Linked DNA regions of Mus musculus: regions 1, 2 and 4 are each linked to region 3. The links are chromatin loops, found by intact Hi-C in ENCODE. Cell type or tissue: left cerebral cortex. All regions are shown on one strand.

The links. Peaks named below come from ENCODE experiments on the same cell type or tissue, not always from the same donor. Only the 100,000 strongest peaks of a DNase experiment are listed, where the experiment ranks them.
Region 1: it touches region 3 in a loop (3-fold over the local background); 2 of 42 quality-filtered maps call a loop at or near these places.
Region 2: a loop joins it to region 3, with 2.8 times the contacts of the local background. A loop is called at or near these places in 2 of 42 quality-filtered maps.
Region 4: a loop joins it to region 3, with 2.5 times the contacts of the local background. A loop is called at or near these places in 2 of 42 quality-filtered maps.

The regions. Positions count from the first base shown.
Region 1 is chr12:61,719,371-61,727,370 of GRCm38, forward strand. All of the region lies in intron 2 of Lrfn5 (leucine rich repeat and fibronectin type III domain containing 5), which reads left to right. Among named protein-coding and RNA genes, the nearest start is that of Lrfn5, 200 kb to the left of the region's middle. In left cerebral cortex, a CTCF peak has its summit at 4,008 (motif pointing left); a DNase peak (open chromatin) is centred at 3,981.
Region 2 is chr12:61,838,317-61,846,316 of GRCm38, forward strand. Lrfn5 (leucine rich repeat and fibronectin type III domain containing 5) reads left to right here. Exons shown (of 6, transcript NM_001310586.1): 3 at 1,092-2,496; 4 at 4,996-5,708. The coding sequence starts at 1,112. Among named protein-coding and RNA genes, the nearest start is that of Lrfn5, 320 kb to the left of the region's middle. In left cerebral cortex, no CTCF peak of the experiment used is centred here; a DNase peak (open chromatin) is centred at 4,485.
Region 3 is chr12:61,522,759-61,530,758 of GRCm38, forward strand. It overlaps Lrfn5 (leucine rich repeat and fibronectin type III domain containing 5), which reads left to right and starts at 409. Exons shown (of 6, transcript NM_001310586.1): 1 at 409-2,072. In left cerebral cortex, CTCF peaks have their summits at 287, 2,076 and 3,673; DNase peaks (open chromatin) are centred at 376, 795, 1,047, 1,731 and 3 more places; H3K4me3 peaks cover 4,837 bases; H3K27ac peaks cover 4,182 bases.
Region 4 is chr12:61,828,721-61,836,720 of GRCm38, forward strand. The region is part of intron 2 of Lrfn5 (leucine rich repeat and fibronectin type III domain containing 5); the gene reads left to right. Among named protein-coding and RNA genes, the nearest start is that of Lrfn5, 310 kb to the left of the region's middle. In left cerebral cortex, no CTCF peak of the experiment used is centred here; a DNase peak (open chromatin) is centred at 4,899.

The DNA.
Region 1 (8,000 bases), 200 kb after region 3:
TCCAGGATCTGTTCATTAATGACAGAGAGGTGTTGAAGTCTTCCATTATTAATGTGTATGGTGCAATGTGTGTTTTGAGCTTTACTAAAGTTTCTTTAATGAAAGTGAATGCCCTTGCATTTGGCGCACAGATATTCAGAGTTGAGAGTTGATCTTGGTAGATTTTTACCTTTCATGTATATGAAGTGCCCCTCCGTGTCTTTTTTGATAACTTCAGGTTAAAAGTAGATTTTATTCGATATTAGGATGGCTACTCCAATTTGTTTCTTGGGAACATTGCTTGGAAAATTGTTTTCAATCCTTATATCTTTTTATTGAGGAATTGAGCCCATTGATATTAAGAGATATTAACAAAAAGTAATTGCTACTTTCTGTTATTTTTGTTTTTAGAGGTGGAATTCTGCTCTTGTGGCTATCTTCTTTTAGGTTTGTTGAAAGATTACTGTCTATACAAAGAATAAACAGGCTGAGAAAGAAATTAGGGAAACAACACCCTTCTTAATAGTCACAAATAATATAAAATATCTTGGCGTGACTCTAACTAAGGAAGTGAAAGAGCTGTATGATTAAAAACTTCAAATCTCTGAAGAAAGAAATTAAAGAAGATCTCAGAAGATGGAAAAATCTCCCATGCTCATGGACTGGCAGGATCAACATTGTAAAAATGGCTATCTTGCCAAAAGCAATCTACAGATTCAATGAAATCCCTATCAAAATTCCAACTCAATTCTTCAACGAATTAGAAGGAGAAATTTGCAAATTCATCTGGAATAACAAAAAACCTAGGATAGCAAAAAGTCTTCTCAAGGATAAAAGAACCTCTGGTGGAATCACCATGCCTGACCTAAATCTTTACTACAGAGCAATTGTGATAAAAACTGCATGGTACTGGTATAGAGACAGACAAGTAGACCAATGGAATAGAATTGAAGACCCAGAAATGAACCCACACACCTATGGTCACTTGATCTTCGACAAGAGAGCTAAAACCATCCAGTGGAAGAAAGACAGCATTTTCAACAATTGGTGCTGGTACAACTGGTTGTTATTGTGTAGAAGAATGCAAATCGATCCATACTTATCTCCTTGTACTAAAGTTAAATCTAAGTGGATCAAGGAACTTCACATAAAACCAGAGACACTGAAACTTATAGAGGAGAAAGTGGGGAAAAGCCTTGAAGATATGGGCACAGGGGAAAAATTCCTGAACAGAACAGCAATGGCTTGTACTGTAAGATCGAGAATTGACAAATGGGACCTAATGAAACTCCAAAGTTTCTGCAAGGCAAAAGACACCGTCAATAAGACAAAAAGACCACCAACAGATTGGGAAAGGATCTTTACCTATCCTAAATCAGATAGGGGACTAATATCCAACATATATAAAGAACTCAAGAAGGTGGACTTCAGAAAATCAAATAACCCCATTAAAAAATGGGGCTCAGAACTGAACAAAGAATTCTCACCTGAGGAATACCGAATGGCAGAGAAGCACCTGAAAAAATGTTCAACATCCTTAATCATCAGGGAAATGCAAATCAAAACAACCCTGAGATTCCACCTCACACCAGTCAGAATGACTAAGATAAAAAATTCAGGTGACAGCAGATGCTGGCGTGGATGTGGAGAAAGAGGAACACTCCTTCATTGTTGGTGGGATTGCAGGCTTGTACAACCACTCTGGAAATCAGTCTGGCGGTTCCTCAGAAAATTGGACATAGTACTACCGGAGGATCCAGCAATACCTCTCCTGGGCATATATCCAGAAGATGCCCCAACTGGTAAGAAGGACACATGCTCCACTATGTTCATAGCAGCCTTATTTATAATACCCAGAAGCTGGAAAGAACCCAGATGCCCCTCAACAGAAGAATGGATACAGAAAATGTGGTACGTCTACACAATGGAGTACTACTCAGCTATTAAAAAGAATGAATTTATGAAATTCCTAGCCAAATGGATGGACCTGGAGGGCATCATCCTGAGTGAGGTAACACATTCACAAAGGAACTCACACAATATGTACTCACTGATAAGTGGATATTAGCCCCAAACCTAGGATACCCAAGATATAAGATACAATTTGCTAAACACATGAAACTCAAGAAGAATGAAGAGTGAAGTGTGGACACTATGCCCCTCCTTAGAATTGGGAACAAAACACCCATGGAAGGAGTTACAGAGACAAAGTTTGGAGCTGAGATGAAAGGATGGACCATGTAGAGTCTGCCATATCCAGGGATCCACCCCATAATCAGCATCCAAACGCTGACACCATTGCATACACTAGCAAGATTTTATTGAAAGGACCCAGATGTAGCTGTCTCTTGTGAGACTATGCCGGGGCCTAGCAAACACAGAAGTGGATGCTCACAGTCAGCTAATGGATGGATCACAGGGCTCCCAATGGAGGAGCTAGAGAAAGTAGCCAAGGAGCTAAAGGGATCTGCAACCCTATAGGTGGAACAACATTATGAACTAACCAGTACCCCGGAGCTCTTGACTCTAGCTTCATATGTATCCAAAGATGGCCTAGTCGGCCATCACTGGAAAGAAAGGCCCATTGGACTTGCAAATTTTATATGCCCCAGTACAGGAGAATGCCAGGGCCAAAAAGGGGGAGTGGGTGGGTAGGGGAGTGGGGGTGGGTGGGTATGGGGGACTTTTGGTATAGCATTGGAAATGTAAATGAGCTAAATACCTAATAAAAAATGGAAAAAAAAAAAGAAAGATTACTGTCTTGCTTTTTCTAGGGTATAGATTCCTTCCTTGTGTTGAAGTTTTTCCTTTATTATCCTTTGAAGGGCTGGATTTGTGGAAAGATATTGTGTTAATTTGATTTTGCCATGGAATGCTTTGGTTTCTCCATCTATGTTAATTGAGAGTTTTGCTGAGTTTAGTAGCCTTAGCTGGCAGTTTTGTTCTCTCATGTTCTGTATGACATCTCTTTAGGCTTTCGTAGTCTCTGGTGAGAAGTCTGGTGTAATTCTAATAGGTCTGCATTTATATCTTACTTGACATTTTTCTCTTACTGGTTTTACTATTCTATCTTTGTTTAGTGTATTTGGTGTTTTAATTATTATGTGTCAGGAAGAATTTCTTTTCTGGTACAGTCTATTTGGAATTCTGTAGGCTTCTTATATGTTCATGGGCATCTCTTTTTTTAGGTTAGGGAAGTTTTCTTCTATAATTTTGTTGAAGATATTTATTAGCCTTTTAAGTTGAAAATCTTCATTCTCATCTATACCTATTATCTTTAGGTTTGGTCTTCTCATTGTGTCCTGTAGTTCCTGGATATTTTGAGATAGGATTTTTTTTTTTTTTTTTTTTGCATTTTGCATTTTGCACTTTCTTTGCTTGTTGTGTCCATGTTTTCTATGGAATCTTCTGCATTTGAGATCTCTTGTATATTTTGTAATCTGCTTGTGATACTTGCATCTATGGCTCCTGATATTTTTCCTAGAATTTCTACATCCAGAGTTGTCTCCCTTTTTGATTTCTTTATTGTTTCTACTTCCATTTTTGGATCATGAATGTTTTTTATTTTTTTTACTTTTTTTTTAAATTTATTCACCTTTTTTATTGTGTTCTCCTGTAATTCTTTAAGGGATTTTTGTGTTTCATCTTTAAGGACTTCTGTTTATCTGTGTTCTCCTGTATTTCTTTATGGGAGTTATTAATGTCCTTCTTAAAATCCTCTACCAACATCATGAGATATGATTCTAAATCTGAATCTTGCTTTATCCGGTGTGTTGGGGCATCCATGACTAACTGTGATGGGAGTACTGGGTTGTGATGATGCCAAGTAGTCTTATTTTCTGTTGGTAAATTATTAAACTTGCCTTTCTTCATCTGGTAATCTCTGGTGTTAGATGTTCTAGCTGTCTGTGGCTGGAGCTTGTTCCTCTGTGAGTCTGTAAGCCTGTGTCAACACTCCTGGGAGACCAGCTCCCTCCTGGCAAGAACACTGCACAGAGGTCTGTGGAACAGCTCCACCTCCTGGCTGCAGATGTAGGCCTATAGGACCCTGTTTCAGAAGCTCTCTTGCTTCTGTGTCCTTGCTCTCCTGAGTGCTTTAGAGAGATGCAGGAGGAAATGGTGATCTCTCCTAAGTCCTGGGGGGTCAGAGCACTCCCTGGAGGCAAGGTCTCCTCTGTCAGGCTAATTCCACTGAGGACTGGAGATCACAACTCTTTATTGCAGATGTAAGCTCATAAGAACCTGTTATAGAAGCTCTGTTGCTTCTGAGGCCTGTGCTCTTCTGAGAGGACCACCTTATAGAAATACCTTTGATTGGGTATCTTTTAAAATGCTTTTAAAAGCATTACTCCTCTATAAAGATTTTAGTGTGTTCCTGTGGCCTACCATGCAGACCACAAGAGCAGCACAACCAACACAGTTTTAGAGATGCACTTCTGATTTTTAACCCTGGATTTAGCATGAAAGATACATCTTGTGACCTAATGTAAAAGCAGTTCCTGGTATAAGAACTGTACAAAGCAATGGTGAAACCTCCAGAGAACTCATGCAAACTCCCAACTTTAATTGGCATAAACACAATTAACTGCTATAATACATTTTATTACAACCATAGTACACTGAATATATGTTAGGTAAGTTAAACTCCTATTAATGGACATCACTAAGAAAGCAAAAGGCTTATGTTGTCATAAGAAAATTTTCTTGAGAATTAGAGCCCAATTTCTTCATGTAATCCTGACTGTTAATGAAGCAAAGTCAGATTCCACTGATGGGAATAAAGCTGAGTGTAAACCAGCAAGTGTTAGAAAAATTTTAACTTACATTTAATAAAAAATAAAAATACCAACCTGCAAATTCATTTGATGACTTTTCTTCATATTTTTGATTAATCTAATGCCTTCATTTTATTTTATGCATTAATTATCTACCTTTTTATGTTTGATCAGTTCTACTGATAAGTCTTTTTCCTGAACATTTTCTAATTGGTTATTGAGATTTTTTCATTCAATTTTCACTTCAATTTATACTATCTTAAGTATTTCTATATTTTTATTGAATTCAAATTTTAAGCCCAAAACTCTTCCCATCTTTTTATTCAGTCATATATTGTTGGGTTTTTTTTCTTCATTCTGGATTTATTTCTATATTCTTTGTGTTTCTAGAGCTTTTTATGAAATGGCTTCTTTAAAGTCTTTGAATTCTTTAGTACGTCTGTAATTGTTCTTTCAAATATTGTGCTTGGTTTGATCTAGATAATTATTATTGAAGAATATTTCTATACTACTAGGGGCTTGTGGGGAGCATGCTCTCTTGGCTTTTCATAATGTTTGTGTTTTTGAAGTGTTTTGAAGTACATATGAACTTCTTTTCTGTGTCATGTGTCTGATATGTGATTACAGTTGCTTCCACCTAGTGGAACTTTGTTTCTCTACCTGTTGTTGCCTGAGCTTGGTTGATTTCAGATCAAGGATGAACAGTAAATGGGTCATTCCTTCAGTACATTTTGGACAGGAATGTTTTTAATTGCATTGCAGCCATGATAGTAAATGTGGGTGACTCCCATATAGGTTTGCATAAACTTACTTATATGTGTTTGACCTCAGAGTCTGAGGACAGAGCAGATCAGGGCATTCTGTGGACTGGGCTAGTGAATGAGCTTCATGACCCAAGCTAAGCCTGAAAGTATAAGGATTGCAAGGAGAGGTGGAGGTCTTGGTCACTAGACAGACTGTGAGACTTGAGCTAGAACTTCTGGGAGAATAGACAGGATGCAGTCAGATAGGTTCCTAGGGAACTATTCATGCTTAGCTGAAGCACATGCCCTAAAAGCCCAGCCAATTCTGAGAGTTTGGTCTGACTAAGATCGGTGAGAATCTTCATTTTGTTTGTCATACCTTCTGGAGGTACAGCATTCAAACAGGTATAAAAGTACACACATACATGGCAACTGTCTTTCTATAATTTTAGTCATATATTTAATGGTGACAGGTATGTATGTCTGTATGTATGTTTTCATGAATACAAGTATGCTCATATATATTCATCCAATATTAAAATAACCCTATTCTCTCCCTCTTCCTCCCTCTCTCTCTCTGTGAATTCATAAGGACAAGAGATAGCATAAAAGTTCATTATTATTCACCTCTTCCTCAACAGATCATAATTCCCAAACATTCTGAAAGGTGCCATGTTAATGTTACATTTTCAAGATGACTGTCTGGTTAGCAGGACTGGGCAGGCTTCAATACCTGCACACACTATATTTGATTCTGTCAGAGTGTACGATGTCAGACAGAGTCAGAGTAATACTGCAAGTTTGAGCACTTTAAGATTTGAACTTAATTGTGCTTAGCAGTAAAGCCTAAACTAAACTAAAATCAGCAGACTTAGGAACAAAAATAACCTTTTATACAATAAACAAACAAATAAGCAAATGGTAACCGAGGAGGAAAATATAATCAATGAAGAATATTTCTGTTCTTATTTTGTTTCCCATTAAAATCTATTAACAAATTGCCTCCGCACATATGGCACACAAGAGAGTGTAATTTACCACATAGGAAAAAAAAAAATCCTCTTGGACTTCGCATTACAAATCCTGGCATTAAAAGCATATAGCTTTCAGACTTGAAACAGTGGCTTATTTATTTATTCTTCTAATGAGGGAATCAGCAAGTTGATGAGTGGATCCCAGTCTCTATTCATTGTTTATCAAAAAACAATATCCTTCGTTTTGTTTTCCTCGAGTCATTCCTATTTTATCCTACTATTTTTCTTCCAAGATACAGTGTTGTGACTCACCTACAATAAAATTAGATGCCTCTGCACTTTATATATTGTTTGTTTAACTGAATTTTATAACTTATGTTGTCTTAGTACTTACTAGAGAACAAAGTGATTTTTCTATAATGGTAGCCAACAAAATTGTTAAATAAAGTTAATGTAATGAAACTATTTTTTAGGTAATTACATTCAGAGCCTTTCTCCATTTTGTACAGATCACCTGAACAATGGAGTAGTAATGGAGAAATTCATTAAGGATATGAGCCTAATCTAGGAATGAGGAGGGAATTAAACAAATGAGACCTACTGCCTACAGTATTAAAAAGCATGTGTCCAATACCTATAGACTATGAGAATTGAGAGCAAACTCAATACTCAATATTCAAACTCTGAAAATAAAATGAAAACAGAAAACTTATTTGCTATTCTTAAAAGTGGCTATATTCCTAGTACTAACATGTTTATAATATTTGAAAGTGACTAGATAAGTAAAAGCTACTGTTACTATGCAGTGTCTACAAATATATCTTCAAATTACCTTCAAATCCCTCTATTAGAAACCTTAACCCTTTGTATTAAAATGAAACTTACACAGCCAATGATGCATGCATAGTTCCTTCCTTTTTAAATTAATTATTTACATCTCAAATGATGCCCCCTCCTGACCCCACTCTGAGAGTTCTTTACCACTTCCCCTTTACCTTTGAGAGGGTGCTTTACTGCCGACCTTCTTCTGATATCCCTCTTCCCTGGGACATCAAGTTTGTACAGGATTAGGTGCATTATCTTCTACTGAGGCCAGACAAGGCAGTCTTACAATCCATATGTGTCTGGGGCCTCAGATCAACCCCTGTATGCTTTTTGGTTGGAGGCTTAGTCTCTGGGAGCTCCTAGAATTCCAGGTGAGTTCACAATGTTGGTTTTTCTATGGGATTGCCATCCCCTTCATCTCCATAGATCATTCCTCTAAATCTTCCATGGGGGCCTTGACCTCCGTGGGTGTGACCTTAGACAAAATACCTAATAGTGGGGAGATGAAACCTGCAGAGACCACCTGCAATAGTGAGACAGGACCCCCAGTGGAGTCATGGGAACATCAATCCACCTTCAAAATGTTTGAACCAGAGTTGTTCCTGTCTAAAAGAAATGCAGGGATGAAAATGGTGTAAAGACTTAAGGAAAGGACTACCAGTAATAGGCTCAACTTGGGATCCATCCCAAGGGTGGGCTTCAAA
Region 2 (8,000 bases), 320 kb after region 3:
TACGAGATACTAGATATCTGCCTCTGGTGTACACTGAGTACCAATAAGTTCATTATTTAACTATGTTCCTCCACTTGCCTACTCATGAACCACCTGCATTATTTTCTTCCTGTTGATGTTTTGGATAACGTCTCCTAGAGAGATCACACCTCACTTTACTACTCCACTTATCAGCATCATGCAAAAGAATGGGAGTACCTGAAAACTGTGGTTTTTTTAATTGCACATTTTGTTCCCCCACTGAAGGTCTAGTTCAGTACTAGCAATCACCACAAAAGCAAAACCCTACCATTTGAGAATACTAATTGTTATTCATTATATCTACATTTAGTAATATGTGAAACAAGTGAGTATTATGGCATAATATTTTCACAAAAATATGTAATGCTCCTAGAAAAAATTACATTTTGTTCATTTTCAAATAAAGTTGGGTGATATACTACAGCATTTTCTCTCTTGTTGTGTAAAACTTTGTATATGCATTTATACGTTTGAGACTAAGATACAGCTTTTGGAGCCAGAATGTGAGGATTTAACAACATCTCATTCAACTATTAGTTATAAACTATTCCCACAACTAACATTCCACTCCTGCCTCTGTAGCTGTTGAGTAAATATGCTCACAATCTCTGGAACTCACTGGGTAAAAAGAGTTGTCTTAAACCAGATTTCTGTTTCTTTTCTGAAATCTTAACTCTCTAATCTCAGGCACAAATCTCTCTCTCTCTCTCTCTCTCTCTCTCTCTCCCTCTCTCTCTCTCTGTGTGTGTGTGTGTGTGTGTGTGTGTGTGTGTGTGTGTGTGTGTATGTGTATTTAAGTTGCTTGAGGTACCTTGGACATATTTTAGAATGGTTCTTAATTTACAGAAGATAGTAATCCTTTAATTTCTTTCAATTAATATTACAACCTGTCTAGTTATATTATTCTTCCTTAGTGTCTACCACAGATACTAGACAAAGAATATTAATACTCATTTGATATATTAACCAATACTACTGTTTCTGTGATCCTATTTATATAAAATATTCTAGTGCAGAAATGAAATATACAATTATTGAATTTCAAACTCTCCTTTATATCTTTTTTGCAGGCTCTTAATCCTGATCTACAATGGAAAAATTCCTTTTTTACCTGTTTCTCATTGGCATAGCTGTGCGAGCTCAGATCTGTCCAAAGCGTTGTGTCTGTCAGATTTTGTCTCCAAATCTTGCAACCCTTTGTGCCAAGAAAGGGCTTCTATTTGTTCCACCAAACATTGACAGAAGAACTGTGGAGCTACGGCTGGCAGACAATTTTGTTACAAATATCAAAAGGAAAGATTTTGCCAATATGACCAGCTTGGTGGACCTGACTCTATCCAGGAATACAATAAGTTTTATTACACCCCATGCTTTTGCTGATCTACGAAATTTGAGAGCACTGCATTTGAATAGCAACAGATTGACTAAAATTACAAATGATATGTTCAGTGGGCTTTCCAATCTCCACCATTTGATATTGAACAACAATCAGCTGACTTTAATTTCTTCCACAGCCTTCGATGATGTTTTTGCCCTTGAGGAGCTGGACCTGTCCTATAATAATCTAGAAACGATTCCCTGGGATGCTGTAGAGAAGATGGTGAGCTTGCACACCCTTAGTTTGGATCACAATATGATTGACAACATTCCTAAGGGTACTTTCTCCCACTTGCACAAGATGACTCGGCTAGATGTAACATCAAATAAACTGCAAAAGCTGCCTCCTGACCCTCTGTTTCAGCGAGCACAGGTGCTGGCCACCTCAGGAATCATAAGCCCATCGACTTTTGCATTGAGTTTTGGTGGAAACCCCTTGCATTGCAATTGTGAGTTGCTGTGGCTGAGGCGATTGTCTCGAGAAGATGACCTTGAGACGTGTGCTTCTCCTGCACTTTTAACTGGTCGTTATTTTTGGTCAATTCCTGAGGAAGAGTTTTTGTGTGAGCCTCCGCTCATCACTCGTCATACACATGAGATGAGAGTCTTGGAGGGTCAAAGGGCAACACTGAGGTGCAAAGCTCGAGGAGACCCTGAACCTGCGATTCATTGGATTTCCCCTGAAGGGAAGCTGATTTCAAATGCAACACGATCTCTGGTGTATGATAACGGGACACTTGACATCCTTATAACAACTGTAAAAGATACAGGAGCTTTTACCTGTATTGCTTCCAATCCGGCAGGGGAAGCAACACAAACCGTGGATCTTCACATAATTAAACTCCCTCACCTACTAAACAGCACCAATCATATCCATGAGCCTGATCCTGGTTCTTCTGATATCTCCACATCCACTAAGTCAGGCTCGAATGCTAGCAGTAGTAATGGTGATACAAAAATGAGTCAAGATAAAATCGTGGTGGCAGAAGCAACTTCGTCAACAGCATTACTAAAATTTAATTTTCAAAGAAATATTCCCGGAATCCGTATGTTTCAAATCCAGTACAATGGTACTTATGATGACACCCTTGTTTACAGGTAAGACAAATGCAGCCATAATGGATCTTTGCTGACCAATACAGTGCAGGGTTTGTTAAGCACTATGACTTTGTATTGTTTCTAAATTGAAACTGCTATGCTGTGCTGTAAATGTAGCAATCCAGCCTTCTAGTGGATAATGTCATATATGAAGTGATAAGTCTATGTGGGGAAGAAGTTTGAATGGCATTGTTTCAAATGGTACACATTTATATTTAATACTATGCCTATTTTTTTTAACCTCGTATGAGGGATGTGACTATCATACAAGACAGATATACTTTAAAATTTCAAAAACATACCAGAATTTACACATCCACCTGAGTGTTCTTTCCTTCAAGGAAGTCACGTTGGGAGGCTATCCCATTACCCCAAAGATGCAGCCATTGCTCAAAGCAGTTTTGGAGTTATCTTTAGAACCTTCGGCATACTATTTTGAATATCCTCAGTGGTGGCAAATCTTCGTCTTTGAGGGTGAGTTTCAATTTTGGAAATAAAGCCTTTTGGAGTCAAGTCTTGTGAATAAGGTGGGTGACCAAATGGGTATTGCCACTTTTGGGTGATAAATAGGATGTAATCATAAAGTATTGAGACTGATGCTTTGAGTGGTTGAGTTATGTGTGCGTATGCTGGTTTATGTGCATGGGTTCTTAAGATACTTCCAAAGAGGCTAAACATCATATTTTGAGCAGTAAAAGTATCACTGGAGTTATGTATGCAACTACTGGGACAGGACAGTGACGGAGAATTTGCATATGCTAATGAGTTTCTGGTATGTTTTTCTAAAGTTCAGCCTCATTGATTTATAGTCACATCTTGTCCAATTTTCAGTTGGAAATTCACAATTTTTATTCCATATAATTTTACACATGACATATTATTATGACCCCTAGGAAATGATCTAAAGTCACAGTTTTGAAAACCTATAACCTTTTGGGTAAGTTTAGTTTTTATATACAGAAACTAAACCCTTGAAAATAATTTGTGTTTCATTCATGTATGGAAAAGAGATTAATTTTTTAAAATAAATGTAGACTAGTGGGAAAAAAAAGTATAATAGCTAGCTATGTAATCAATCTTGGACCAGGTTCTACCTGATTGAGTTTTAATTTCCTCATCTTTAAAATGAGAACAATTAGGCTAAGTGGTTTCTAATATCCCTCTCATCAGTAAATGGTTGTGGTGGCACACTGTGACATATGAGTATTAGCAGAATGTAGTTTACTGCTGTTTCACAGGCTCTCCACACTCTCCACAGATGATATTCAATTGCTGTTCAATGAGAAATACTGACCTCACCCCACTTTCCTGTATTGTCCATACATTATAAGTGTTAACTCTGTCCACATTTTACTGGCAAAATCCCAAAGAAAAAAATTCTTTGTGGTGCTGAGATCCTTGCTGAATTCCTGACCAGAGTGAATGTTATCTTCAGAACATCAATATCCAATCCATTGCATTTTATAAAGTTTATATATTGATATCCAACATTTACAATACACTGACTTATTGGCAGCATTGATTTTGGTTATGAATACATGCTCTTGCAAATTTTCTGCTGCATTCAGAGCACACTATGTATGTCGTGTTCCATTTTAGTTTTTACCATGGTTTGAAATATTTATAATTCATTTTCAGGAAACAATTTTAGTTTCACTCTTTATTTCCAAAACAATAATACTTTAAATTGTACTTGGTTACATCTTAGAAAAAAGTTAGCAATAAATAGGAACACAGAAAAATCATGTCTATGGAATGGCTTCAGAGATTTCTCTAAACATTAAAAAAAAAAAAAAAGTCTCTTGATTGAGATTGTCACCGGCATATGTTGGCTCAGTGAATTCATACTCTTACCAAATGTTTTGTGTCCTGGTTATTGCTCACACATGCACATCGCACTCATTAAGACAAACTGGAAACTAAGGCAGAAGAAATCACGATGTCTGTAAATAAAATCTGTTCATCCTGGTAACAGTAGAAGTTCGTAAAGACAGCCTCAGCAGGTTCCATTCCATAGCAGCTTATTACTGATTTGGAAAGCAAATGCTCTGAATCACAATTCCATTCTGGTTGCTAATGTGATTGTCAGTGTTTTCTCTCCCTTCAAATTGCCTTTCAGCCATAGAGGTGTTGTAAGTGCTAAATGGATTTGTTTAGTAGTCAGATAATGTCATAGTCACACCTTTCGAAAGCAATTTGTCATAAATGATTTTTTTAGCAATGGCTTTTTATTAGGAGTCCTGCTTTGCCAAGCATTGTAATTAGTAAGCTTGTCACGGCCTGGTGCAGGCACCATTAATATAATGCGAACTGTAACAATGAGCTTTCGGCTCTTCTAACTGGGTAAATATAAGATCAGTTCACATCTCCATGTTTCATATCTGCTGTAAATGTGCTTATCTTAATGAGGATTGAAGGAGACAGACCTAAAGCCATAATGACTTTGCGTATATGTGTTGTTTTGTTGCTAATACTAACACCTATTCCATTGTCCCTCAGAATGATACCTCCTACGAGCAAAACATTTCTGGTCAATAATCTGGCATCTGGAACTATGTATGACTTGTGTGTCTTGGCCATCTATGACGATGGCATCACTTCCCTCACTGCCACAAGAGTCGTGGGTTGCATCCAGTTTACTACGGAACAGGATTATGTCCGTTGCCACTTTATGCAGTCCCAGTTCTTGGGTGGCACCATGATTATTATCATTGGTGGAATCATTGTTGCATCCGTGTTGGTTTTCATCATCATACTAATGATCCGGTATAAGGTTTGTAACAATAATGGGCAACACAAGGTCACGAAGGTTAGCAACGTTTATTCTCAGACTAATGGGGCTCAGATGCAAGGCTGCAGTGTCACGCTGCCCCAGTCCATGTCCAAACAAGCCATGGGCCATGAAGAGAATGCCCAGTGCTGTAAAGTTGCCAGTGACAATGCAATTCAGTCTTCAGAAACATGTTCGAGTCAGGACTCTTCTACCACTACCTCTGCTTTGCCTCCTACCTGGACTTCAAGTGCGCCTGTGTCTCAAAAGCAGAAAAGAAAGACTGGCACGAAGCCAAGTGCTGAGCCGCAGAGTGAAGCTGTCACAAATGTTGAGTCCCAAAACACTAACAGGAACAACTCAACTGCCTTGCAGTTAGCTAGCTGCCCTCCTGATTCTGTTACAGAGGGGCCCACATCTCAAAGAGCACATACCAAGCCAAGTAAGTTTCTCACTGTGCCTGCTGAGGGATCTAGAGCCAGGCACAGGGCCTCCCTCAGTGGAGGTTTAAAGGACTCTTTTCACTATGGTAATTCCCAGCTGTCTCTTAAGAGAAGCATGTCTATGAATGCAATGTGGACTTAGCACTGTATTTCTGATGTTTGCTATGGAAAAGGAACTGTTTTAAATGTGTAGTGCGTATAAGAATCCTTTGTGTAATCTATTTTCTCTTTCGAAAAAGCACAGTGATAATTCACAGAGGAAATTGAAATTTGAAACTCTTCTCTTTTGTGTCTGATACTTCCACTTAGGATTTTAGAAACCTTCTAAGAGATAAGAGTATAGTACCTTCATATACATGCATGAAGGTTACATGAATAAAATGGCAAACTTGGGAGAGCAAGAGACCACAAGAGTGCCTTCTCCTTCCCTAAGGCTAATATACAAGCCCTCTGATATACAGCAAATCAAAAGCAGAACTCACAGGGCCAAGCGATTTCTCAGCCTATAAAGGCAGCAAGCCTGCCAATCCTGACCAATTAGTGAATGGGAACCAATAGTGGAAAGAGGAGAATGGACTTCCACAGATTGTCCTCTGACCGTCATCCTAGTCTCACACCACCATCTACACAAAATACGTAACAGTTTCTTAGGTAAAACCCTATCACATAAAAATTAGATTTTGTAATTTAAACAGAAATCTGTTTATGGATAGCTGAACATTTTCAATTGAAGGCACGATATTATTTTCAGTGACAATTATGTTGTAAGGAACAATGTAATATTTCAATTTATTATTCAAATTAAGCATTGCCAAGAAGGCTAAAGTAAGTAACCTTCTAAAGAAAAGTCTTGGTTCAGGTGCCAAAATTGGGCAAAGCTACAATTTTTTCCCATAATTCAGATTCTTCAGTGGAAGATAATATAAAAGGAAATTTATTTTACATTTATCATATATGCTAATCCATAGAAATATAAAGGTGATCACAATTATTCTGAGCACAACTGTTGAATGAATGTGTTTTATTTTTTAATAAAAGGTAAAGAATCAGGTAAAAATGCAAGCCTGATTCTTTAAACAAGTGTTTGCTTTTATCACCAAGAAAATAAAAACTTCGAAAGGAGGACTTGTCTGGTTAACACATTGCTCATTAATCAGAGTGACTTTTTTTTCTCTTATTTGTTATAAATGTGCTGTTGAATGCTTGTCTTTTTAAGTAAATTAAAAACAAAACAAAACAAAAGACTGTGATAAATATAATCATATGTATTATAGCAGGGATGCAATACTTTTAAGAAGTATGTAAAATTAGTTGTATGTTTCCTGGATAAAACATTCTTGGAGATTCATTGAAGTCGTGATTCATAGATACATTCCTATATGGGGTTATTAAATGATACACACGGTTCCATTTTTTTCTTTCTAATTTTACTTTCATCTTACTGGGAGGGTCAACTCAGCACACAGGTATCCCAAACTGACCTCAATCCCACTTTGAGTTTAAGATTACCCTCAAGGTTCACTTACATTTTTTATTGGCTATTTTATTTATTTAAATTTCAAATGTTATCGCGCTGAAAGTGTTTGCAACCCCATAGGAAGAACAACAATGTCAACCAACCAGAACTCCCAGGGTCTAAACCACCAATCAAGATCGACTTACACACATGTTTCCACTGCTGGGGTGCTGGGATTATAGATTTGCACCACCACTTCTGCCTCAAATTAAGTCAATTAATTTAAATTTGGCAGAGGTCCATTTTATCAAGTGCATCCTCTAGCTGCTATTAAATGAGAGGTCAGATTGAAATGATTGGATATGAGTTTAGTGTCAGCCTTTGTAACTGTTTCAGAGCTTGCTGAGCAGGCTCCTTTGTGCTTTCTAAATCCCATCCCTTTCTTGCTTCCTTTATGAGGGTTTACTTTTCACTGAGCAAAGGCTAATCTTACTCCACTGCCCCATAGACAGCTCCTTGAGGACACGTATGGTCACCTGTGTGGAAGTAGTTCATAAAAGCATAGCAACTCTCAAGGTAGAGTGACTCTCCTCACTGCTATGGTAACAATGCCTAATTCAAACTGTATTTTGAATTCACACTGATCAAATTATTTCTAAGAAAGTATAAAATGGCAGCAGCATTTTAATCTTTCCATTCTGAGATTTACTAACTTCTTACTACACTGTTGAATGGGCAAAGTTTTCTAGTCTTCACAAAGAGATGCTTATAGAGGACAAGAAGACCTGGAGATCAAAGAGAATAGGCAACACAACATGCCTGCTGGAAACTACTG
Region 3 (8,000 bases):
TTTTTAAATTTAAATCATTATTCCCTTATTCACAGGTCAGTGGGCGACTAGATCAGGCAGTTCATTTCCAACAGAGGGATGCCCCAGAAGTTAGCTTTCTCCCTTCAGGTTTTCCACCGCTTCCCCTCCCCCCTTCCTGCAACGCCCCCGCGCCTCCTCTGCTTAGGGATTTGTAGGCACGGCGCTAACCCTCTCCTTGCGCCCGCGGAAAATCGGTTCTCTGAACACATCCAGCCCGAAGTCTCAAAGGCCGAGAGCACAGCTGCTACTGCTTGGGGTGTCTCCTGTTTCTAGGGTTCTGGGAGGTGCGGCCGTTCTCGTCACTGCAGCTAGGGACCGGCTCTCGGCCGCGCGCCCGCCGCCGCCGCCGCCGCCGCCGCCTCCATGCTGCAGCGCGGAGCGCAGCTCCTCTGGGCCGGCGTTGCCTGCTCGCACCACGCTGGGGAGCGGCTCTCCCAGGCCTGCCGGGGCGGCGGCTGCCTGCCCGGACTGCAGCTTCCCGCCTTGAGCCTGAGCTGAGGACTCGTCCCAGGGCCTCAGCCAGCGGGAGGGGCGCCCACCGCGCTGTGTGCAGCGGCGCAGGGAGGTGGTGAGCCCGTGCAGAGCAGCCGGAGCTGTGTGTGTGTGTGTGTGTGTGTGTGTGTGTGTGTGTGTGTGTGTGTGTGTGTGTGTGTGTGTTCGCCTGCGAGCTTTTCTTCTTCCCTTGAAGATGTGAGATGTGAATGGCTTCTTAGCTAGCTGGTCCTTAGGATTCTGGACTTTGTGGAGCTGTGGGCACAACGCACCCATGTAATTCATGTTGTGTGGTCGGTTATCTTAGGGGAAAAAAAAAAGGCGCAACTCGACGGGGGTGGGGCAGATCCAGGAAACATTCTGGAAAGGAGAAATAGAAAGAGAGAGGCGTAGAAATGTGAATATTGAAAGACCTGAGAAGACTTTTGGAATCTCCCGGCTGGCCCTTCAGTTTTCCCGGCACTAATCTGGAGGTTTTCCACCTTTTCAAGTCATCTTGGTGTTCCTCTAGTGTTTTGTAAGCCTCTTTTCAGCTAGCTGCGTGTGTGTATGCGTGTGTTTGTGCGCCTGTGTATGTGCGCGCGCCTATCAGATGCATTTGACAGTCTTTTTTCCAACTGCCCAGAAGCAAACGTGTTAACTCAGAGATGCCCCTCCGTGCCCAGGTTCTCGCAGAGCATGGAGGACACCCAGACCGGTTTTCCAGGCTGGATTCTGGGAGGCTGATGGGCTGTGAACCCAGGTGTAAGGATCACTTAATCCAGAGGCTTGGAAAGTGGCTGTATTAACGAGCTTCCAGGTACATCGCAAGGTCAAGAGAGGGACTTGCAGCTGTATTAATTCCCTGCATCTTGACTTTCCTGTTTTGGTCCGAAGAATATGAATGTGTCTGTCCACAACATTTGAAGCCCAAACTTCAGCACTCCGAGCTGGTTTACTGTACAAACAAGGTAATGAGGATTGCTTTTCAAACTGCTTAACGAATCCCCGACGCTTCCACAGCCCTTCCAGGACTCCCTTTCTGCCCAGCGAAATGTCACCAGCTTTTGAATTCCAAGGATTTGGCTGCAGGAGAACTTGAAGGAAACGTGATCAAAGGGCTATGTGAGAACGCGACTGCTCTTTTTGCCGGTAGGCTGGTGGGCTTCCGGACCGGATCTTGAGAAGGACCAGAACTGTTTCTCCCTCCCGGTGCGGTTCTGGGAGTGCTTGTGCAAGTGTGAGTGCGCGCGCGCCCGGCTGAGAATGTGTGAGTGTGTGTGAGCGTGTCTCTGTGTGTGCGCGGCCGCCCTGCTTCTGCCCGCTCCCCGGGCGCGGAGCCACCGGTTTGGGCGATTTGCGCTGATTCCCCACCCAGCGCGACCTGCGAGCAGCGAAGGCAGGGGCAGGAGCCACCTCTCTGACTCCCTAGGATGCGGGTGCTGAGCTATGGCAAAGGGCAGCGAAGTGATGAGCTAGACCCCAGTACGACTGTGAAAGCCACCTGGAGCCACCTTGCCTGGATCTTACCTGCCGGCAGAAAGTCTTCCTATGACCGTCTTTCCCCCTAGAGGCACCAGGTAACAATGAAGGACTACTTGCCTCACCCACTTTCCTTAAGGTCTTGTTTCTAGCATCTTATCTGCATTGCAGGCTACTTTACTTATTAATGTTTTGAAAATCATTAGAAAGGGCTGGGTATCCAAGAGCGCTTGCTCAGTGACGGGGTATGCAGTTTCTGGTATATAAAATGTAAGTCTATATCTGGACACTTATTGTGGTAGCGAAATCTATCTGTCTGTCTATCTATCTATCTATCTATCTATCTATCTATCTATCTATCCATCCATGAATACATCAAGCCTGAGGATAGTTTTTGAAAAGGGCCAGGCTTGTTGAACCTGTCTGAAGGTGCCAGAGATGAACGGTTCATGTTTCCTTCAGGCTATGGTTGCTGCGGACCATTTGGTAGCCAACCCTCCAGATACTGAAGTGAGATCCGGTGTTTGTTTCCCCGCCCCCCACATCTATCAAAGATCTTTTATTTTTTCTCCCCAAAACCCCTTAACCTCTGTACCAAGGTTCTCTTGATGTGCAGGATCTTCCCAGATCCTTTCAGTAGTTGTGAATTAAGAATCTCGAGACTTTGATGTGAAATGGAGTTTTCTTGGGACTTGCTTAGGATGAAAAGGAATTCATTGTCGAGTGTGCGTGTGTGTGTGTGTGTGTGTGTGTGTGTGTGTGTGTGTGTGTGTGTGTGTGTTGAGACTAGGTGTTTAACTGCCAGGCTTTGATTTGAGGTGGCATAATATATACATGAAAAGAGGTCGTTTTTATATGTCTAGGAGAAGGAGGCCAAAAACCAATAGCCACCACCCAGCCCAGCCCTAGCCCCAGCCCCAGCTCCAGCCCCAGCCCCAGCCCCAGCCCCAGCCCCAGTGACAACATCAGCCCTGGCCCCACCTGCTTTATCTCAGAGACGGGCAGAGGTTTGTGCCCCAGTGTTTGTTTTTGTTTGTACAATAGGTATTTTGAAAATTCCATCTAGTGCTTTGATTTAAAAGCAGGTTGGATTTAAGACTGCCTAATTAACATACTAGATCTGATATGTGAAAATGGAGATTCCCTTCACTTGAAGAGGCTGAACAAATTTAGTTAACTTCCGAAGCGCCTTATTCTTGTACCTTGTACATTCTACCTTCTTCCCCCACCATTGCTTGTTCCCTACAGAAAATTCCACTTCCTTCTTGAGGGCGCTTGAATTAACAACATAAAGGTACTTCCAAAGTAGTCTTGTCAATGTTTAATTCCAGAGTGAAGAAGGTCTGAAATTTTCAGCTGAGGAGTGCTGGTTTGTCTCCTGCCTCCCGAACTGCCTGCTAGTTTGGCCTGGTGGGTCAGTGGTTCCCTGCTCTAGGAGGCAGAGATAGGGACTGACCTATGAAGGTGGAACTGAGTGTGTCCGTGGTGTCTTCTGTTTGCAAAAGCTGCTTAGGGTGTGCAGGGAGACTGCCTGATTGTCTTCCATCCCCTCCGTTTCTGTAGCTATCCATCTGATGGCATTTGCAGATCACAAGCTAATGTGTAGCTGCTCTAGTTGTCCCTGCGCGCTGACGTCCGGACTCCTTCTCTGGAGTCTAGAATTGCTGCTGCTGCTGCTGCTGCAGGGTGGTGGTGCTACAAGGCCGTGAATGCAGCGGGCTTTGGGGGCTGGGCTGTACCACTGCAGCTGGCAGGTCTGCTTTGACACTACATGGGGCGGGGCTGGAGAGCTCAGCTAGCACCTAGCAGACAGTGGGGCTCCTTGTGGCCCCTGTGACTGCCTGAGTCTGAAGGAAGGGAGATTGGAGATGAGTAGGGCGGTGGTGTTTGAGCATCTATTATGACTAGAGCCCCTCTCCTTCATTCCCGATATATATGAATATTCAAGACCATGTGATGAAAGCTGGCTACAAAAATTGTTTGACATTCAAACATTGCATGGTTTATCAGGATTGAAACCTTGAAGCTAAGTGCATTTTTTCGACATACCTATTCTTTCTGTCTTCTCCTGCTCTTCCAGATGACACCAGGTCATTTGCAGTCCTGTTTTGCCTTCAGTTAAAACAAAAACAACAACAAAAACTGTAGCATATGTAATCAACTTATCTTTTACTTCCAACATGAAGTCTAGGAAAGCCACTTTTCATACAGATTTAGTGTATAACTTCAACTCAGAGGAAGGATATAGATGTTAACTCAACTCAGGCAGTAAGACAATGCATACTCTACTGTCTGAGGTCTAATGAGGAAAAAAATAAAATAGTATCATTGCCCAGATCCCAAAAGGTATAAAGGAAAAAATAAAAAAAAAAACTAAAAATAACAAGATTTGAAAGAATTAAGGAGAATTTCATATCAAATGTCTTTTCTTTTTAAGTAAATTTATTTGGAATCTTCTATCATTCAAAAAATCCTACAAACAATGCTGCCTTCTGTGATAAACATCAGAGAGATGCCTTTTTTTCTTGTCCTAAGTTTGTGTGGAATATTGACAACATAATAAGTTGCAAGCCAATCACATATGTGAGAATGACCAGACATAAAATTTCTGGTGAAGAATGTTAGTACTTGAATAATACATATTTTCCCATCTCTGTTTCACCTCTCTTTAGCCTTTACTCACTTAAGGTTTCATCTTTTGCAAGTCAGTTCCTATATTTGTTCACCCATTCTTCAGGGAAGGCAGACAAATCTGTAAACCAAGTTTTAAATGCTCAGAAGCTCAGACAAATATTGCGGTTTAAAAAGGCCATTCCTTTGTGGAGTTAGGTTAAATGTTATGAGGAAATAGAGCTCCTAAAGTAGAGTGAAGGAATAAAGGAAGGAAGGCAGGAATAAAGGAAGGAAGGAAGGAAGGAAGGAAGGAAGGAAGGAAGGAAGGGAGGGAGGGAGGGAGGGAGGGAAGGAGGGAGGGAGGGAGGGAGGAAGGGAGGGAGGGAGGGAGGGAAGGAAGGAAGGCAGGCTAATGCTGGCTAAGGTGTTTCTATCCAGCTTGTTAGACATTATCCCTAGGCATAGCTATTCTGTTCTTGTTCATTGATGGATTATGACACTGAGAGTGAGTTTCCCAGCCAGGAACTCGTACTTTACAATCATTTTTTCGTCATTTCTAATAGAAAACAAAACAAAACAAACAAACAACTGGGAATTATGGGCCACACAGGACAGGGGCGAGCAGAGTCAGCTTGAAAGGAGTTGACATGTGATTTCATCTTCTAGATCAATCCTTTCAGTGACTTCCCTTTTCTCTTTTAAAAAGAATGACCTTGAACAAGACCTATATTCTGTGTTTTGCAAACCTCTCTTAAAAATCGTTATGTATACAGAAGCATTCTCATACATTTCAGCTTTGATATGAGGCTCCTGTACAGACAGGTTTGTTTAAGGAAAAAAGTTCATCTATTTTTGTCTTTCACTGATTTCAGCCAAAAGTAATTTCTTTCCTCTTTCTCCAGAGAAATAAAAGAGATGAGGGTGTCTGATAGAGAATGCCCCACTCTTCTTCTTTTTGTGCTATTATTTTGTTCTCTCCTGCCATTCAGTAGATTTTTGGTGTTGAAGTGTTATCTTCTTGTGTCACTAGTATTTAAGCACAGTCCCATGTTACTCCCACCTCCATCTTTCCTGAAGGGACATCATTTCCTTTTTTCCTTTTAAGCCAGTGCACTGCTGCTTGAAGCACTTTTGGCTTGGTGGTTTTGCTGAGTTTTCTAGCTAGTGAAATTAGGACCATGTTTTCTGCTGACTCTCTTGCTGTGCTGTTATGTGGTAAGGATGAGAAACTTGCAGCTATTTAACAGGGCTCCTGTCCATCAGTGAAACTATTCCACAACAACTACTCAGGTCTTTTTTCAATTGCATTGAAAACATTTTTTTTTTTTTTTTTTTGGCTAACACTGAAGTAAGAGGAAGAAGAAAACTCACTTGAAATTTTCTAAAGAATAAACTAGCTAGTCTGTTTTCTTATTCTAGTGATTTTATTTACTCAGAGATGAAACATACTGGGATTTTTTCAGGTTTTCTTTTCTTTTCCTTTATTTTTTTATACAATGAAAATAGTTCTAAGCTTTATGGTTCATGAAAGAGTGATGTTTAAAATGTAGGCCTTATGCACATGAGTGTGGCTCTCTAAGATATACCACCAACGTATGTTAAGCCATTCCAGTGATCCATGTACACAGTGAAGTTTTGAGAATGGGTCCACCTACTCAGTCTCCATAGCTTATACCCTCATTTGTATGCTTTCCTTTAGTCTTAGAACCTGAGGAAGTATACTTTAAAGATCCTGTGGTGTAGGGATGGTGCTGTTTATAACTATAGAAATTGTTTTAGCTAGGGGTAAACCATATAATAGTACTCCATCATCATAAATCAAACAGTATTATGATGCCCTCAATAAATAGAGAAGAATTTTATTCAGAAATAGTTGATGCTAAATTTAAAGCAATTATTATTTATTTTTTTAAATTCATGGTGCTCTGGCAGACACTGCTCTGACAAAAAGCATTTCACCGTGTTATATGATAATTTAACGGTAATTATGAATGATAGGTAACAAGTGATGGGAAATTACAATGTAATTACATGATTATATAAAGGACTATCAGTACACCAAAGCCAAGTAAAGTGGGTGGACAGGTTTTAATATTTAAGCTACATAAAGTATTTTTAATATTTATCTAAAACTGACTTTGATAGTTCATATTTCTTTTTTTAAACAGATTTATTTATTTATTTTATGTATTTACACTGTAGCTATCTTCAGGCACACCAGAAGAGGGCATTGGATCTTAATACAGATAGTTGTGGGCCATCATGTGGTTGCTGGGAACTGAACTCAGGACCTCTGGAAGAGCAGTCAGTGCTCTTAACCACTGAGCCATCTCTGCAGCCTGATAGTTCATATTTCTTCACCTACAGGGTTAGGTGGGAAATTATCTCCTTACATAGGAATTGCCAAGGTTAAATCGGGAAATATCAAATGACCAATTTCTTCCTTTCTTGAAAATAGAAATATATCGCATGTTATGTCTTGTTCTCATTTTGAATATTCTTGGTATAAATAAATAAATAAGTTACATAATACATTGCAAACACTTTCAATGGAGTTTCTTAGTTTCTTAGAATTAGTGTTACAATTCCTGTGAATCATGATCGCAGAATTTGGAATGAAAATTGAATCTATTTTTACATTTACTACAGAAAAGGCCCTAGAAAGGATATATAGTAAGATAAACGATTAAAGTTAAGAGTTCTTTAGCAAATGTTGGGAAAACTTTCTGAATTCTTAAGAAAAGTTTGAAAAAAAAAAAAGACTTTAAGACATCCTCAATCACAACTAGTGTGTTGAATTTAAACAGGAACAGAAGCCTATCAACACTACTCATCTTAACGTGCTTGCTTTGCCCTTTTCAGCTCCATTTAAGAAGTGCTACCCACACAGGAAGGAACATTATTCTTACTCTCTAGAGGCCATGTTTCTTTGACCTCTCCAAACCAAAGAAGGACTTTCCCCAGGCTCAGCACACAGTCTCCTGCTAAGCTTACCCCGAGCCTCATTTGCTGCCTCCACAATAGATTTTCCTGGACCTCCGTGACACCACCTCCAAAACTATAGGCTATCCAAATTAAAGCAATGTACTACTGGAAGCATATTAACTACGTGAAAACTAACTCTTTCCTTCTTTCGTTGTCTGGAATGAAGTATTTTTTTCTCACTTGATTTTTAAAAAATTGTTTTCATTAATTTTTAAACAATTTAATACATCTGCTATATTTGAAAAAAAAAACAGAGCAAATGTACACATTCAAGCAATATTAAAAGAATTGGGAAGACTTTAATCATACCATGCAAAAGGGGAGAAATTCTACTATATCCAGAATTTTATTAGCACAAGATTTCTGGGCATTGGTAAATATCAAATGATTAATTAATATTAGTGGTAAATATAAAAATAATAGTAAAA
Region 4 (8,000 bases), 310 kb after region 3:
ATGCTCTCCTCTTGAGATCCTACTTACCGTCACCTCCTCATCTGCAGGCTCCGTATCGGTGAACCTTTTAGAGGGGCGCTTTCTCTTCCATCTACATCATCCATCTTCTTTATAGCTCATTTTTACTTACATATCAGAAAAAGAATAAAACTTTTCCTTATCTCACTATAACCTTTTAAATGTATAGCTTAGGAAATACATTTCATATACAAAATAGCTTATCACATGTCTACATATCTATCTGTGTCACAGATTATTTTTACTGATGCACTGCTGGCTTAATTACTATAAATTTTAAGTAGAATTGTCACTTTTTCTACATGCCTCAATCCTTTACAGAGTAATTTCCATTTTTTTTTTTTATGAACAACATGTATGGAGGTCTCTGCACACAGAAGCTAATTTTAAGGAAACTGATTTAAAAGTATCTGACTGACTGTTGTTACTCTTCCTGATGTCATAGCACTGTTGGGAATCTTTAGCTGTTCTGTATGAGGCTGTCCTTTTTTACTTCTTTCTTTTCCCACCTATTTTCTGTTAGAGGAAATGCACTTATCACTTATTTGTGGCATTTCTCTATATTCACAGATTTCTGATGACATTATAAATTCTGAGCAAAGAACAAAATAAATAAAAGAGGAATCTGATCACACAAGTAAGAATATACTGATAGGTACTGTTGTACGGAATCCATTCTCCTTTCTACTAGCTATAATTAACATATTTTTTTATGGAATACATAGGATTCAGGATGGAAGCATTTGGAAGGTCATAGCCATATCCTAGCATGCCAAAGTGAAATCATAGCTGGTATTTAAGCATACAATTGGCATTGCCATTTAAAAAGCTTTTAAGTCAGTCATCAATACAATGCACCAAGAGACCTGGAAAATAAGTGAAAAATTATGTTATGAACGTAAGAATCTCAAAAACCATTACCCTTTTCTACAGTAAAAACACATAATACATATTCACAATGTATAACCTAATATTCTAGGTGTGATGTTAGCTTCAGAAGGGGTCACTCTTAATTACATTTTATCAGTTCATATGACCTGGAATGAATTAATAGTTCTACCTTTGAGTTTATCTTTGAAAATTAAATGTATGTAATTTATGTGCAATTACAAGAAGCTGAAAGAGTCAGATACATATATTTGCACCCAACCAAAGGACAGAAGCAGCTGACCCCTGTTGTTGAATTAGGGAAGGCTGAAAGAATTTGAGAAGGACAATCCTATAGGAGGACCAGCAGTCTTAATTAATCTGGACCCCTGAAGATTTTCAAACACTGTACCACCAAAAGGACATCATACACCAGCTGATATGAGGTTTCCAACACACATACAGTAGAGGACTTCCAGATCTATGTTCATTCAGAGATGATGCACCTAACTCTCAAGAGACTGAAGGTCCCAGGGAGTTTAGAGGTTAGATAGGATGGATGGTGGGGGAATCCACATGGAGACAGTGTGTGGTAGGGAGGAGGTGTGGGATGTTGAGCAGTGGAGGGTGGGAGGGGAGGGCGAGGTATGAAATATGGAGTATAAAAAATAAATTACAAATAGTATTAAATTTAAAAAAAAAAGAAAAGAAAAGAAAGCAGTTAGGCCCAAGAAGGCCTAATAGTTTAACAGTTAAAGAAAGAAAGAAAGAAAGAAAGAAAGAAAGAAAGAAAGAAAGAAAGAAAGGAAGAGAAAAGAGAAAAGAGAAAAGAGAAAAGAGAAAAGAGAAAATAGAAAAGAGAAAAGAGAAATGGTAATTAGATACCCATAAATCCATGATTTATTTATTTATTACAATGCGAAGACCAAACCTAAGGATAACAGGGATAGAAGAGAGTAAAGATTCCCAAAGTAAAGAGCCAGTAAATATCTTCAACAAAATTATAGAAGAAAACTTCCCTAATCTAAAGAAAGAGATGCTCATGAAGAAGCCTACAGAATTCCAAATAGATTGGAACGGAAAAGAACTTCCTCCTGTCACATAATAATCAAAACACCAAGTGCTCTAAACAAGTAAAGAATATTAAAAGCAGTAAGGAAAAAAGGTAAAGTAACATATAAAGGCAGACAAACTAGAATTACACAAGACTTCTCACCAGAGACTATGAAAACTAGAAGATCCTGGGCAGATCTCATATAGACCCTAAGCGAACAAAAATGCCAACCCAACTCTCAATTACCATAGATGGAGAAACAAAAATATTCCATGAGAAAACCAAATTTACATAATATTTTTCCACAAATCCAGCCCTACAAAGGACATGGAAAACTCAAACACAAGAAGAGAAAGTATACCCTAGAAAAAGCAAGAATGTAATCTTTCAACAAACCCAAGAGAAGATAGCCACACAAATATAAAAATAACAGGAAGCAACAACCACTGTTCCTTAATATCTCTTAACATCAATGGACTCAATTCCCCAATAAAAAACAAAGACTAATAGACTGGATACATAAACAGTGCCCAGCATTTTGTTGCATACAGGAAATGCACCCCAGTGTCAAAGACAAACACTAAATCAGAGGAAGAGCTGGCAAACATTTTCCAAGCAAATGGTTCCAAGAAACAACCTAGAGTTGATATTCTAATGATATTTCATGATATTCTAATATCATGAAAAAAAAGTGAAAAAAAAAGTGACTTTCAACCAAAAGTCATCAAAATAATAATAATAATAATAATAATAATAATAATAATAGACACTTTATACACATCAAAGGAAAATTCTACTAAGAACTCTAAACATCCATGCTTCAAAAGCAAGGGCACATACATTCATAAAAAAACAAAAAAACCCAAAAAAACAAAAAAAACATAATGCAACTCACACAATAATTATAGGAGTCAACACTCCACTCTCATCAATGGAAAGATCAGGGAAACAGAAACTAAACAGAGACACAGTGAAACTAACAGAAATTATGAACCAAATGGATTTAACAGATATCTATAGAACATTCATCATAAATAAAAAAATATACCTTCTTCTCAGCATCTCATGGTACCTTCTCCAAAACTGACCATATAATTGGTCACAAAACAGACCTCAACAGATATGAGAAGATTAAAATAATTCCATGTGTCCTATCAGATCACTACTGATTAAGGCTGGTCTTCAATAGCCACACTCCCAAAGACAACCCCCCCAAAAAAACAAAAACAAACAAAAAAAGCAAAAAACAAAAAACAAAACAAAACAGAAATCCCACATACACATGGAAGCTGAACAATGTTCTACTCAATGATAAATTAATCAAGAAGAAATAAAGAAAGAAATTAGACTTTTTAGAATTTAATGAAAATGAAGGTACAACATACCCAAACTTATGGGACACAATGAAAACAGTATTAAGGGCGAAAACTCATAGCTCTGAGTGCTCCTGAAACGAAACTGGAAAGTGCATACCCTCACAGTTAAACAGGACACCTGAAAGCTCTAGAACAGAAAAGAAGCAAATAAACCAAAGAGGATTAGAGAGCAGGAAATAATCAAACTCAGGGTTGAAATCAAACAAGTAGAAACAAAAAGAACTATACAGAGAATCAACCAAACTAGGAGCTGATTCTTTGAGAAAATAAAAAAGATGGATATACCTTTAGCCAGACCAACCAGACGGCACAGAGACAGTATCCAAATTAATAAAATCAGAAATGAAAAGGGAGATATAACAATAGAAACCGAAGAAATCCAAAAAAAACAATCAGATTCTACTACAAAAGCCTATACTCAACACAACTGGAAAATCTGGATGAAATGGAGAATTTTCTAGACATATACCAAATAGCAAAGTTAATCAGGATCAAATAAACCATCTAAAAAATCCCAAAACACCTAAAGAAATAGGTGTAAGACGTTAAGTCTCCCAACCAACCAACCAACCAAACAAACAAACAAAAACAAACCAAACCAACAAACCTCCCCCACAGGACCAGATGATTTTAGTGCAGAATTCTATCAGAACTTCAAAGAACACCTAATGTCAATATTCCTTAAACTATTCCACGAAATAGAAACAGAAGGAACACTACCCAATTCATCCTATGAATCCACAATTACGCCGATATCAAAACCAGACAAAGACCCAACAAAGAAAGAGAACTTCCGAAAAATTCTGTTATGAATATCAGTGTAAAGATTCTCAATAAAATTCTTGCCAGTGAAATCCAAGAACACAGCAAAACGATCATTCACCATGATCTAGTAGGCTTCATCCCAGAGATGCAGGGATGGTTCAATATATGATAATCCACTACATAAACAAACTCAAGGAAAAAAACAAACAAACACATGATCATTTCAATTGATGCTGAAAAAGCATTTGAAACATTCAACATCTCTTCATTTTAAAAGTCTTGGAAAGATCAGGAATTTAAGGCCCATACCTAGACATAGTAAAAGCAATATACAGCAATTTCCTGAGCAGAACACCAATAGCTTATGAACTAAGACCATGAAATTACAAATGAGACCTCATAAAATTACAAAGCTTCTGTAAGGCAAAGGACACTGTCAATAAGACAAAAAGCAACCAACACATTGGGGAAAGATCTTTACCAACCCTACATCCTATAGAGGGCTAATATCCAATATATACAAAGAACTCAAAAAGTTAAACTCCAGAGAAACAAACAACTTTATTAAAAATGGGAAACAGAGCTAAACAAAGAATTCTAAACCTGAGGAATACCAATTGGCTGAGAAACACCTAAAGAAATGTTCAACATCCTTAGTCATCAGGGAAATGCAAATCAAAACAACCCCTCATACCAGTTTCTACCTCATACCAGTCAGAATGGCTAAGATAAAAAACAGCAGATGATGGCAAGGATGTGGAGAAAGAGGAACACTCCTCCACTTCTGGTGGGGTTGCAAGCTGTTACAACTACTCTGGAAATCAGTTGGCAGTTCCAAAAAAATTGGACATACTACTACCAGAGAACACAGCTTTACCACTCCTGGGCATATACCCAGAATATATTTCAACATGTAATGAGGACACATGCTCCACTATGTTCATAGCTGCCTTATTTATGAAAGCCAGAAGCTGGAAAGAACCCAGATGACCCTCAACAGAGGAATGGATACAGAAAATGTCATACATTTACAAAATGGAATACTACTCATCTATTAAAAACAAGGAATTCATGACATTCATGGGCAAATGGATGGGACTAGAAAATATTATCCTTAGTGAGGTAACCCAATCTCAAATGAACACACATGGTATACACTCACTGATAAGTGAATATTAACTCATAAACTCAGAAAATCAAAGATACAATTCAGAGACCAAATGAAGCTCAAAAGAAGGAAGACCGAAATATGGATACTCTGGTCCTTCTTAGAAGGTGGATCAAAATACCCATGGGAGGAGAAAAAGTGTGGAACAGACACTGAAGGAAAATGTACCCAGAGAAGGCCCTACCTGGGGAACCATCCCATATACAGTCACCGAACCCATTCACTGTTGTGGATACCAACAAGTGCTTGCTGACAGGAGCCTGATATAGCTGTCTCCTGAGAGGTTCTGCCAGTGCCTGACAAATACAGAGGTAGATATTCTCAGCCAACCATTGGACTGAGTACAAGGTCCCCAATGGAGGAGCTAGAGAAAGGACTAAAGGAGCTCAAAGAGCTTGCAGTCTCATAGGAGGAACAAAAATATGAACCTACCAGTACCCCTAGAGATCCCAGGGACTAAAGCACCGTCCATAGAGTCAACTTGGAGGGATCCGTGGTTCCAGCTGCATTCTTAGCAGAGGTTGGCCTTGTGGGACATCAATGGGAGGAGAGATCCTTGGTGCTGAGAAGGCTCGATGCCCCAGTGTAGGGAAGGCTGGGAATCAGGTGTGGGTGGGTTGGTAAGCAGGGGGAGGGAGGAGGGGATAGGGGCTTTTCAGAAGGGAAATCAGGAAAGGGGATAACATTTGAAATGTAAATAAAGAAAATATCTAATAAGAAAATGGTAATTACTGTTTTATTTTATTTTTATACTTATTCTGTTTTTCATAATGCACAGCCATAAAAATTTATATATACATATATCTTATAAGAAAATACATTTTCTCATGAGTTAGACATGAAAATATAACTTAGTGTGATACTAAGAATCCACTGACCTACTTAACTGTCTAAATTTAAATATTAAAAGATAGGTTAATTCAGAATTTCTCCTATTCCACTTTTTGTTTTAATTGTACTTGCTCTAATTAAATATCATTTTTTAAGCTTCAAAGGGTTTATTTAGCAACATGGGGATGTTTTATGGATATTAACTAACTATAGTCAATATGATAATGAGTTTTAATATTAAATATTAAAGACCATTTGATCATTATTATGTCAGATTTTGACACCTGAGTGTGATAGATGTAATCCTAATGTCTTTAGTATGTGCCTTTATGGAAAGTGTGGATTAAATTATTTGTGCTTTGTTAGGGAGAGCTGTCTTAGTAGTTATAGGCACCTATTGCCCAACACCTATGTCAAGCAATTAACTACAACCTGGAAGCAGCATCAAGGAACTAATACTCTTGACTGGCCTCCACAGGAACTCACACACATACATATATGCAAGAATTAAAATATGTAAATAAATAAATTATGATTCTAAGTTCTCTAAGGAAATTACGTAAACAGAAAGTAAAAAATGTTCTTTCAATTTTATAATCAATTGTGTTTCACTGAATAAAATATCCTTGTCCGAAGTTGAACCAGTTCAATACCTCCTACACTCAGAATCGGTGGACATTACTGATTGCCTCTGGGTACTGGTCTGAACAATCTTACACTAGCTGACATATTAGAGCCCTCCTGAAGGAAGAGCAGCTGCCAGGGAAAGCAGACACTTAACTCTGCTATACTGGTTTCTCTACTAAATACATTATAATCTGTGTTGCTTGTAAAATCTGAATTTGCTTTGATACCCCACTCCAGTTGCCAAATAAACACTAGCTCTTGAGCATATGTTACGTAACACTCATAAGCAGAGAGTTGTATAAAAATCATTTTATAGTGTGTGTACAGCATTTGCTTCTTTGCTTATACATGAGTTGTTTTGTGCCTGAGAAGAGTTCTCTTGAAAGAACATGTAATTCAGAGATGTGGAGAAATTATCTAAAGTGTTACAACAATGTTCCAACTTCGGAGTGTTACATCCCTTCTAAAATTCTTAGCCAAACCTATTTGTGTAACTTACATTTTGATATTTCTAGAGAGCAAGAGACAGATGTTTTTAAGTTTATATGCCTAGATTAAGCATCCATATCTTGTTAATATTTTTAGCTTTAAAATCATTATTATAGTAAAATATAATTACTGTCTAAGTGGTTATCAATGCAATGACAAAACTAATTATATCTTAATCCTGGTTTGGATGAGGAGATAAAACTGTTTCCTTGCATGGTTTCTGGTCTTAAATATTTTGAAAACTAAAGGTTTGCCTTGTGCTACTCACATTGGAAAGCTCACCCAAGCAATTCATTTTTATCAGTACTTAGAATTGTTAGATAGAATTAACTGGTTAGAGAGTTTTTACATCTATTTTAAATTTATTCTAAATTTTTAAACAGTCAAAACTTCAGTGACATTTCTGTTATCTCTTGATACAGCAGTAAGTTGTTCTATGAAATAGGAAGCAAATTTAAATTTAAACATAATATAGAACCGAGGAAATATATCTCTTAAAATCATCATTACTCATTTCTTACTAAACTACGGGGTAGTATTGTATAGTCTCTTTGACTTAGTCAACGTTTGTATTCCTGGACAAAACATCATGACCAAGAAACAAGTTGGGAAGGAAAGGGTTTATTCAGCTTACACTTCCACATTGCTGTTTCTCACTAAAGGAAGTCATGGCTGGAACTCAAGCAGGCCAGGAAGCAGGAGCTGATGTGGAGGCCATGCTGGTGGGGTTCGGGATTTCTTATTGGCTTGCTACCCCTGGCTTGCTCAGCTTGCTTACTTATAGAACCCATGACTACCAAGCTAG